3 separate regions of the Homo sapiens genome follow, and all the other regions are linked to region 2. A link is an interaction called in ENCODE POLR2A ChIA-PET data of the cell type or tissue named here. Cell type or tissue: GM12878. All regions are shown on one strand. Region 1 overlaps LINC02245 (long intergenic non-protein coding RNA 2245). Region 2 has its middle 18 kb from the start of LINC00309. Region 3 overlaps PELI1 (pellino E3 ubiquitin protein ligase 1).

Region 1 (2,500 bases), 710 kb before region 2:
ACACTAAACTGTGCAAAATTTTACTTTTGCAAAGATTTAATTCCACATTTCACCAAAGATGATGCTTTGGTCATCAGTCAATGATGAAGGCATCATTGACTAATGATCCCTTATGATCATTAGTCATAAGGGAAATGCAAATTAAAACCACAATATACCACTATGCATATGTTACAATGTCTAAAGTTTAAAAGACTGATCATCCCAAATTTTGGCAAGAATGTGAAGAAACTAGAACTCTCATACCCTGCTAGTGGGAATGGAAAACATTTGAAAGAACAGTTTACTGTTTCTTTTTCATTTTTTGGCACTTTCTTAATATGCTAGATAAACATCTACCGTAAGATCCAACTATTCCACTCCTAGGTATTTACCCAAAAGACGAGAAAGCGTAGGTCCACACAAAGATTTGTACACAAATGCTCACAGCAGCATTATCTATAATGGCCCCAAAACTGGAAACAAGCCAACTGTCCCTTAACAGGGACATGGATGGGTAAACAAATTGCATTGTATTCATACAGTGGACATAGTCCTCAATAACAAAAAGGAATGAAGTATTGATACAACACAACATGGATGAATCACAAAATTACATTGAGTGAATGAAGCCAGTAAAAATAGGACATATGGCTTAATTTCATTTATATAAAATTCTAGAAAATGGAAACTCATTTATGGTGACAGTAGGCAGTTCAGTTATTGCCTGGGAAATGAGGAGGGGAAGGTGAAAAAGGGCAGGAGTGAGAAATTACAAATGGGCTTGAGAAAATTTTCTGGGGTGATAGATACGTTATCTTGATTGTGGTGATGGTTTCACTGGTGTATAAATATGTCAAAACATGTTGAATTGCATACTTCAAATATATGTAGTTTGTTGTATGCCAGTTGTACTTCAAGAAAGCTATTACAAAATGACTTTTGCAGATTAAGAGTCTCAGCTCTTAGAGATGTCAGCTGCAAAAAGGGAACCCAGTTGACTTGGATAGGAAATGCATGTCACCATATTGCTTAGACACCACCAAACTAGTGAAATAGCTTAAAGGGATCTGATATGAATAAATGTATAATTACTGTTTGGAAGATATTTGTTGTAGTTTATTATTTTATAGTTGCATCCAGAATAAGAAACCATGAAGACACATATAAATATTTTCCAGTGCTAAAATATTTGCCTCTTGAGCAGGGTTGAGTGGATTATTAAGAATTCCAAACAATAATTACACATTAGTTTAAATATAAGCCTAGGACTAAAAAGAAATATATCTCAAAAAGATAATAAAATGAAACAAGCAAATGTTCACAATGGCAATTAGCACCAATTTAGTAAAAGAGAAGGACAGTCCATATTCCTTAAAGGGAAGCCAATTCCTGAGGCTTTCTCCCCACATTCATCAAGGCTGCTGAAGAGGGCATTTCCCAAAGAACAGCAGCCTCCAATGAGTGCCTGGCCATGTGAGAGAAATTATAAGTAGATGGCTGCTAGGACGTTGTTTTTCCCAAAGGGGAAATTGTGCCAAACCCAAGTGGGAGAAGGCAGCCAAGAAGAAGAGAGCAGGCTCACCACAATGTAAAGCAGCAAAAAAGGAAAAGTGCCCAGGTCACAGTGACTCTCTCACTGTCAGACTAATAACTGTCATTTCTTGCTGCTGTCAGTAAGACTTTTCTCCAGCAGCCATCCCCTATCTACCAATTTTCTTTCCTAATCTTGGGCCAGAATCCCCTAAGATATATGGAGCATTTTACTAGGAAATAGTACCAGATTTCCCTAAAGAATTAAAAACCTAAAACCCAAAAGGAGTAGGGTGATCAGGCAAGTGGAATAACTATAACAAATAACTAAATATAAGAAATAGCCAGGTGTGGTGGCTCAGGAGTGTGAGGCTGCCGTGAGCTATAATTGTGCCACTGTATCCAGAGCCTGGGCAACAGAGCAAGACCCTGTTTCTGGGGGGTAATGGGGGGAAGGAATGTATACAGAGGCCAGATGTGGTGGCTCACGCCTGTAATCTCAGCACTTTGGGAGGCTGAGGTTGGTGGATCAACCTCTGAGTTCGTGGAGTTTTCAAATGCCCCTTGGAACTGACATAAATGTTTCCTACAGAAGAAGAAAGGCAAGGAAGAGTTGAGGCTCTAGCTAGCCCTGTGGCTGTGGGTGAGCTGCCCGGCCTTTTCAAGCCTCAGTTTCCTTGCCTGTCAAATGGGATTGTTAATGGCTACCTCACAGGGTTGCTGAGATGCTAAGAGCCCTGAAAGGGTTTTGCAAAAGCCAAAGCATTTTACCAACATGGAAAATTAGCACCATCTGTGTGTCTATGGAAAATCAGACAGAACTTTGATATATTGTTTATACCAGGTTTCTTGATACTTTCTAAACAATATCCTGGGCTGGTTGGGGTAGCTCATGCCTATAATTCCACAATTTTGGGAGGTCAAAGCAGGAGGATTGCTTGAGCCCAGAATTCGAGACCAGCCTGGGCAACATAGTGAGACCTCATCT
Region 2 (2,500 bases):
ATGTGGAGAAGCTGCCATTTGCAGCCCAGCGTTTCCCTAGACTCCCAGGATCTCAAGTTTAGGAGACAGGAACATGAATTCTAGTTGTCACTAGCCATCACTTGTGCAGCTACTTTTCGGCAGCCCGGCCTGAACATAGTGGGCTCAACTGGCCAGACAAAAACCTGAAAAGTAAATGTATCAGCACCTGCAACTAATTGAGCTGAGTAAGGCAGGAGGAAAGTATGTGCTTCTCATCTCATGTCTTAAATTCTTGGACCTTAAATTATTATGTCAGTTACAACAGCTTCCTTTATTCAGATCAAACTCCACTCTCCAATATGTCAAGAATTCTTTCTTTTTTTTTTTTTTTTTTTTGAGACCGAGTCTCACTCTGTCACCCAGGCTGGGAGTGCAGTGGTGTGATCTCAACTCACTACTACCTCTGCCTCCCTGGTTCAAGCAGTTCTCCTGCCTCAGCCTCCCGAGTAGCTGGGATTACAGGTGCTCGCCACCATGCCCAACTAATTTTTGTATTTTTTGTAGAGACAGGGTTTCACCATGTTGGCCAGGCTGGTCTCGGACTCCCAACCTCAAGTGATCCACCTGCCTTGGCCTCCAAAGTGCTAGGATTACAGGTGTGAGTCACCGCACCCGGCCCAATGTCAAGAATTCTAAAAGAAGGTATGTAACAAATTTTTTAAGAGATCTCCTGACAATTGATTTTCTAAGAAAGTTACAAAATATTCCTTCCTTCTTTACCCATAAAAGTCTTAGACATATAAAGGCAACATAAAGCTTAAAAGCATTATCTATGGTGTCAGGTTGTCTGGGCTCAAGTTCTAGCTCTGCCTCCTAATAGCTGTGTAAGCTTGGCCTGGGTTCCTAAGCTCTCTGAACCTTAGTTTCCTCTTCTGTAAAGTGAGGATTCCACCGCGCAACACACACACACAAAGGAAGTGTTTATTTCAAGGTGCATTTAGCACATAGCGAACCAGAGTTACAGAGCAGGAGGGGAGTTGAAAATCTTCTAGAATTTCTCTCTCCTCTGTTGTACTAGTAGAGCAAGGCCCAGAGACATTGGTAACTTACCCAACATCTCATAGCTAAATTAGGGGCAGGCCTGTTTTTCAGAAATTGAAGTACTATCATTTTTCATTTCAGTTTCCTTTCCTCTCTTGGTGTTTGGTACAATTTCCTCGGTACCTCCTCTTCTTGTGCCAGACTGACAACAACTTGCACCATATTTTACTCTAGGATTTTCCACGGCTTTTCTGTGACCCCACATCCTTTAGCACTCCTACATTGTGAAAGCTGAACACCATCTGTCATTGATCAGCACACAATGGTCCCTCAAGAGCTTGGTAAATGTCTTTTCTGTAAAGCATCCTTCTCCTTTATGCATAATGCAATGTTATAATTTAACTTTCAAGATCCACTCAGGGTAGAAGGGATGATAAGACAGGTCCATACATAAACATTCTCCCCACTGGACAGTATGACTATAAGTATACCACAATGTGCTCTTCTTGAGCTAACAACACATTACCTAATGATCTTCCACTTCCAGGCTTTTAAGAGCTCTTCTCCCAGAAAGAAAAGATAATGCATTGGTTTCTACATCGTTTCTTTAAATTATGGGCAGAAGCTACTATTCTAAAAAGATTAGCTAGTTAACACAAGCTAATTCAGGTGGGAAATCTCCATTGCTTTCCTGATGATTTTCCCGAAGTCTATAAGGTAGAGTCATAAACTACAGCAGGTTTTACTAATAACAGCTAACCAGAAGGACAAGCTATTTGGAAATTAGGTCACATCTTAGGGCTTTCTGCCAAACTCACACACAGGAATAGTAACATCTTTGCCAGAATATCTCTGAACACAAAGAACAATGATAGATAATGTTGTTCTGCTGGGAATGCTGAACGGCTGGATTCCTTGTGTGTAGGGTGTCTTGGAGTAAGTTTCCTGACCAAAAGAAAAAGGTTGAGGGGAATGCTTTCAGTATCTGCATTTCCAAAATAGACTTTTCTATACCACTTTTACTATATTTTACATTTCCTGCACCTAAAATGCCTGGTATGGAGTAGGGGATTCAAATGTACAGAACAGAGGAATGAATGATTGATTTTCTTTCCCTTCTTCTATTATCCCATTCACGTACTGCCTCAGAGATACACATAAAAATGAACAAGCTTTATCAGTGAAGAGCTCAGACTCTCCTTTTTGGTTCTATTGCTGGTGTTTGTGGGACATTTGTTCAGGGCTCTGTGTCATCAAGTGGCCTTTGAGTGCCTAGCACTCTGCCCTTGTCTCACACCTGTCCTTTCTACCTTGAAGAGGAATTCTGTCAGGGAAAAGAGTTTAAAGTCCTGCCACAGGTAGCACCTGGGAGCCTGTTGAAAATGTAAAATCTGAGACCCCACCCCAGAATCAGAATCCACATTTTAAGGGGCTCCCCAGGAGAGTTTGAAAAGCGCTAGGTTAAGCCTGCTTAAAAGTGGATCCTCCAAACACTGCT
Region 3 (2,500 bases), 90 kb after region 2:
ACTTTCATTTAAAATAGGATGATTCAGTTTCTGAACTAGCCCTGTCTGTTCTCCAAAGGAACTAGGATGAATTTTGAGGAGGGGCTCTTAAACTTTGAGCAGATCTGTAACTTCATTGAGAGCAGACATTTTTAAAAATTCATCACTGACATTTATTCAACAAAAAGAAGATCAGATTTTGCTAAAGCCTTTTGGTTGTGTCTCTTTTAGAAATAACGTGTTGATTTAGTTGCATATAGTTCAGCTCTTAAGGACCAGTCTTTAAGGCTTTAGCCAGAATTTGTCTCCTAAAGCTGACTTTAAAATGGCTTCCAAAAGGATTTGCTGAGTTTCAGAACTGAGTAGGCTGCTAATGATTCAGTAGGCCCCCTCATTTTCCTCCTACTCCTTAAATTGAAGGCTCCTTCATACCATCTAGGTACCCTGAGTCATCATGGATAAACTCTAAAGAAGAATTGTCATATGGAAAAACTCTACATGAAGTAAGAATGTCAGAAAGCAGTCTGAGTCAGAGATCATTCATTGCTCACAATGATAAAATCTATAGGTTGTGGGCTTCATTTTAAATCTTTTAACATACTTCCATGTATGTCCTTATTATAGGATTATAAATCCTATAATGCCCATAAAACCATCTGAGGTGTTTATTCCCAGTTAATTTCTAATTGGTTTGGTTTTTATTATCTATTACATGAAAAGGATTTTGTATTTTTTATTGAATAAATAGAGAGGAGAGGCAATATGATACAGGATAAAAACCACTATATCAGAAGTTAGGGGACCTGGAGTTCTGGTTTATCTTCTCAATATGTGACCTTATATATTTCATTTAACCTCTTTGAGCTTGAGTTTCCTTATCTTTACAAGGTCAGTAACTCCATCACTCACACCCTCTTTGGAACCAACCCATGGCAGATACAGCTAGTAGCTGTATCTGTATCGGTATCTGTATCCCAAACCAGTTTCAGGTAACTTTTTTATACAGCACTGTCAGAAACTATATATATAATTGCCATTCTGATGAAATCTCTTTGTCATCTCAGCTATATTGGGTCTCTTCCAGCTCCAGGATTCTATGACTTTAAATAATTTGCCTATAGAAAGTCTCTCTCTTCTATCTATACTGTCTCTTCACATTGAGTGCTCAGGGTTGAAACTCACTGTATGAGCTTAAGAATTCTTTGTAGTCAGGGATAGCATGTTTATGTTTCATTTAGTGATGTTAAAACAAATGATTGAAGAAAACTCATGGGGGTACTTAAAATTCCAAATGAAATGGTAACAAATAACAATGTTTAGTGCTAATTTGATGGAAACTCATTTTAAGTTCTAAATGTTTATGGCACAGACCTCAGGTTAGTGAAATTCGAAGTGATGTATTTGTCTGGAGGGCACATGATGAAGACATAGGAATTCTAGACCAAGAAATAAAGAGGCCTGAGTTCTAGCTTTGCAAACTGTTTTTTTAACCTGGTTAGTGTCTTCATCTATTGTAATGGTATCAGACCAGTGTTTTTCATTAATGTATTATACAAATTACCTAAGGATCATATTATAATGCATATGCTAATTCAGTAAGTATGGCTGGGGCTTGAGATTCTTCATTTTTAGCAGGCTTCTGGGTGTGCTACTGCTATAGGCCATGGACCACACTTTACTTATAAAAGTACTATGCCATTTCCAAGGCTCCTTCTGGTTTAAAGGGTCTTTAAACTATAACTCCACTTCTTTTTCTCCAGCTCTTTCGTATCACTATTAAATTTGTACTTTTTGAAACCACATATTCCTAGACTTATTCCCTATTTTCTCAGTCTGAGAGCTCCATTAATTTTGTTGTTTTTCCCTTTCCAGAATGAACTTGACATAGGTGGTCATTCAAGTTAAAGCTAAGGTAGTATAATAGAGTCTTTAATAAGAAGAAAACTTTATTCAGATGCCTCCCCCACTAATTGGTAGCTCTTTTGCCTTGGACAGTTGACTCAGTTTACTTAATCTCAAGGTTCTGAGAACAAGCCTCACCGGGACTTATTAAATCCCTTATCCAAAATGCTTGGGGCAAAAGGTGTTTTGGATTTCAGATTTTTTCAGATCGTGGAATATTTGCATTATACTTGGAAGAGCATTTCCTTTGAGAGTTGTGTTAGCACTTGAAAAGTTTCAGGTGTTGTAGCATTTTGGATTTCAGATTTTCAGATTAGGAATGCTCAACCTGTATCTTCCTGGTAAGGTTGTTGAAAGGAATAGAGATAATATATAAAGTTCTCAGCACGATGTCAAGCATAAAGTAGGTACTCAAGAATTGGAAGCTATTTTTATTATTTCTACTGGCATCCTGACTTGGTCTAGTGGAAAGAGAAAAAGGAGGGGGAAAGATCTGTTGCCAATTCAGTACCTTTCTCTGTGAGCCAATTTAAATTTTCAACTGCTTATTAGACATATTAACTAAAATTCTTCAAACTTACCATAGTGAAAAAGACCTCTGTTTTCTTTCCATATCTGT

The links. Peaks named below come from ENCODE experiments on the same cell type or tissue, not always from the same donor. Only the 100,000 strongest peaks of a DNase experiment are listed, where the experiment ranks them.
Region 1: POLR2A ChIA-PET joins it to region 2 with 6 read pairs; 2 of 35 experiments call an interaction of 5 or more read pairs at or near these places.
Region 3: POLR2A ChIA-PET joins it to region 2 with 5 read pairs; 11 of 35 experiments call an interaction of 5 or more read pairs at or near these places.

What each region holds. Positions count from the first base shown.
Region 1 is chr2:64,928,000-64,930,499 of GRCh38, reverse strand. The region is part of intron 1 of LINC02245 (long intergenic non-protein coding RNA 2245); the gene reads left to right. Among named protein-coding and RNA genes, the nearest start is that of LINC02245, 3.2 kb to the left of the region's middle. In GM12878, no CTCF peak of the experiment used is centred here; no DNase peak of the experiment used is centred here; H3K4me3 peaks cover 2,500 bases; H3K27ac peaks cover 2,500 bases.
Region 2 is chr2:64,221,898-64,224,397 of GRCh38, reverse strand. No RefSeq gene overlaps it. Among named protein-coding and RNA genes, the nearest start is that of LINC00309, 18 kb to the right of the region's middle. In GM12878, no CTCF peak of the experiment used is centred here; a DNase peak (open chromatin) is centred at 1,047; H3K27ac peaks cover 444 bases.
Region 3 is chr2:64,131,958-64,134,457 of GRCh38, reverse strand. All of the region lies in intron 1 of PELI1 (pellino E3 ubiquitin protein ligase 1), which reads left to right. Among named protein-coding and RNA genes, the nearest start is that of PELI1, 11 kb to the left of the region's middle. In GM12878, no CTCF peak of the experiment used is centred here; no DNase peak of the experiment used is centred here; H3K27ac peaks cover 375 bases.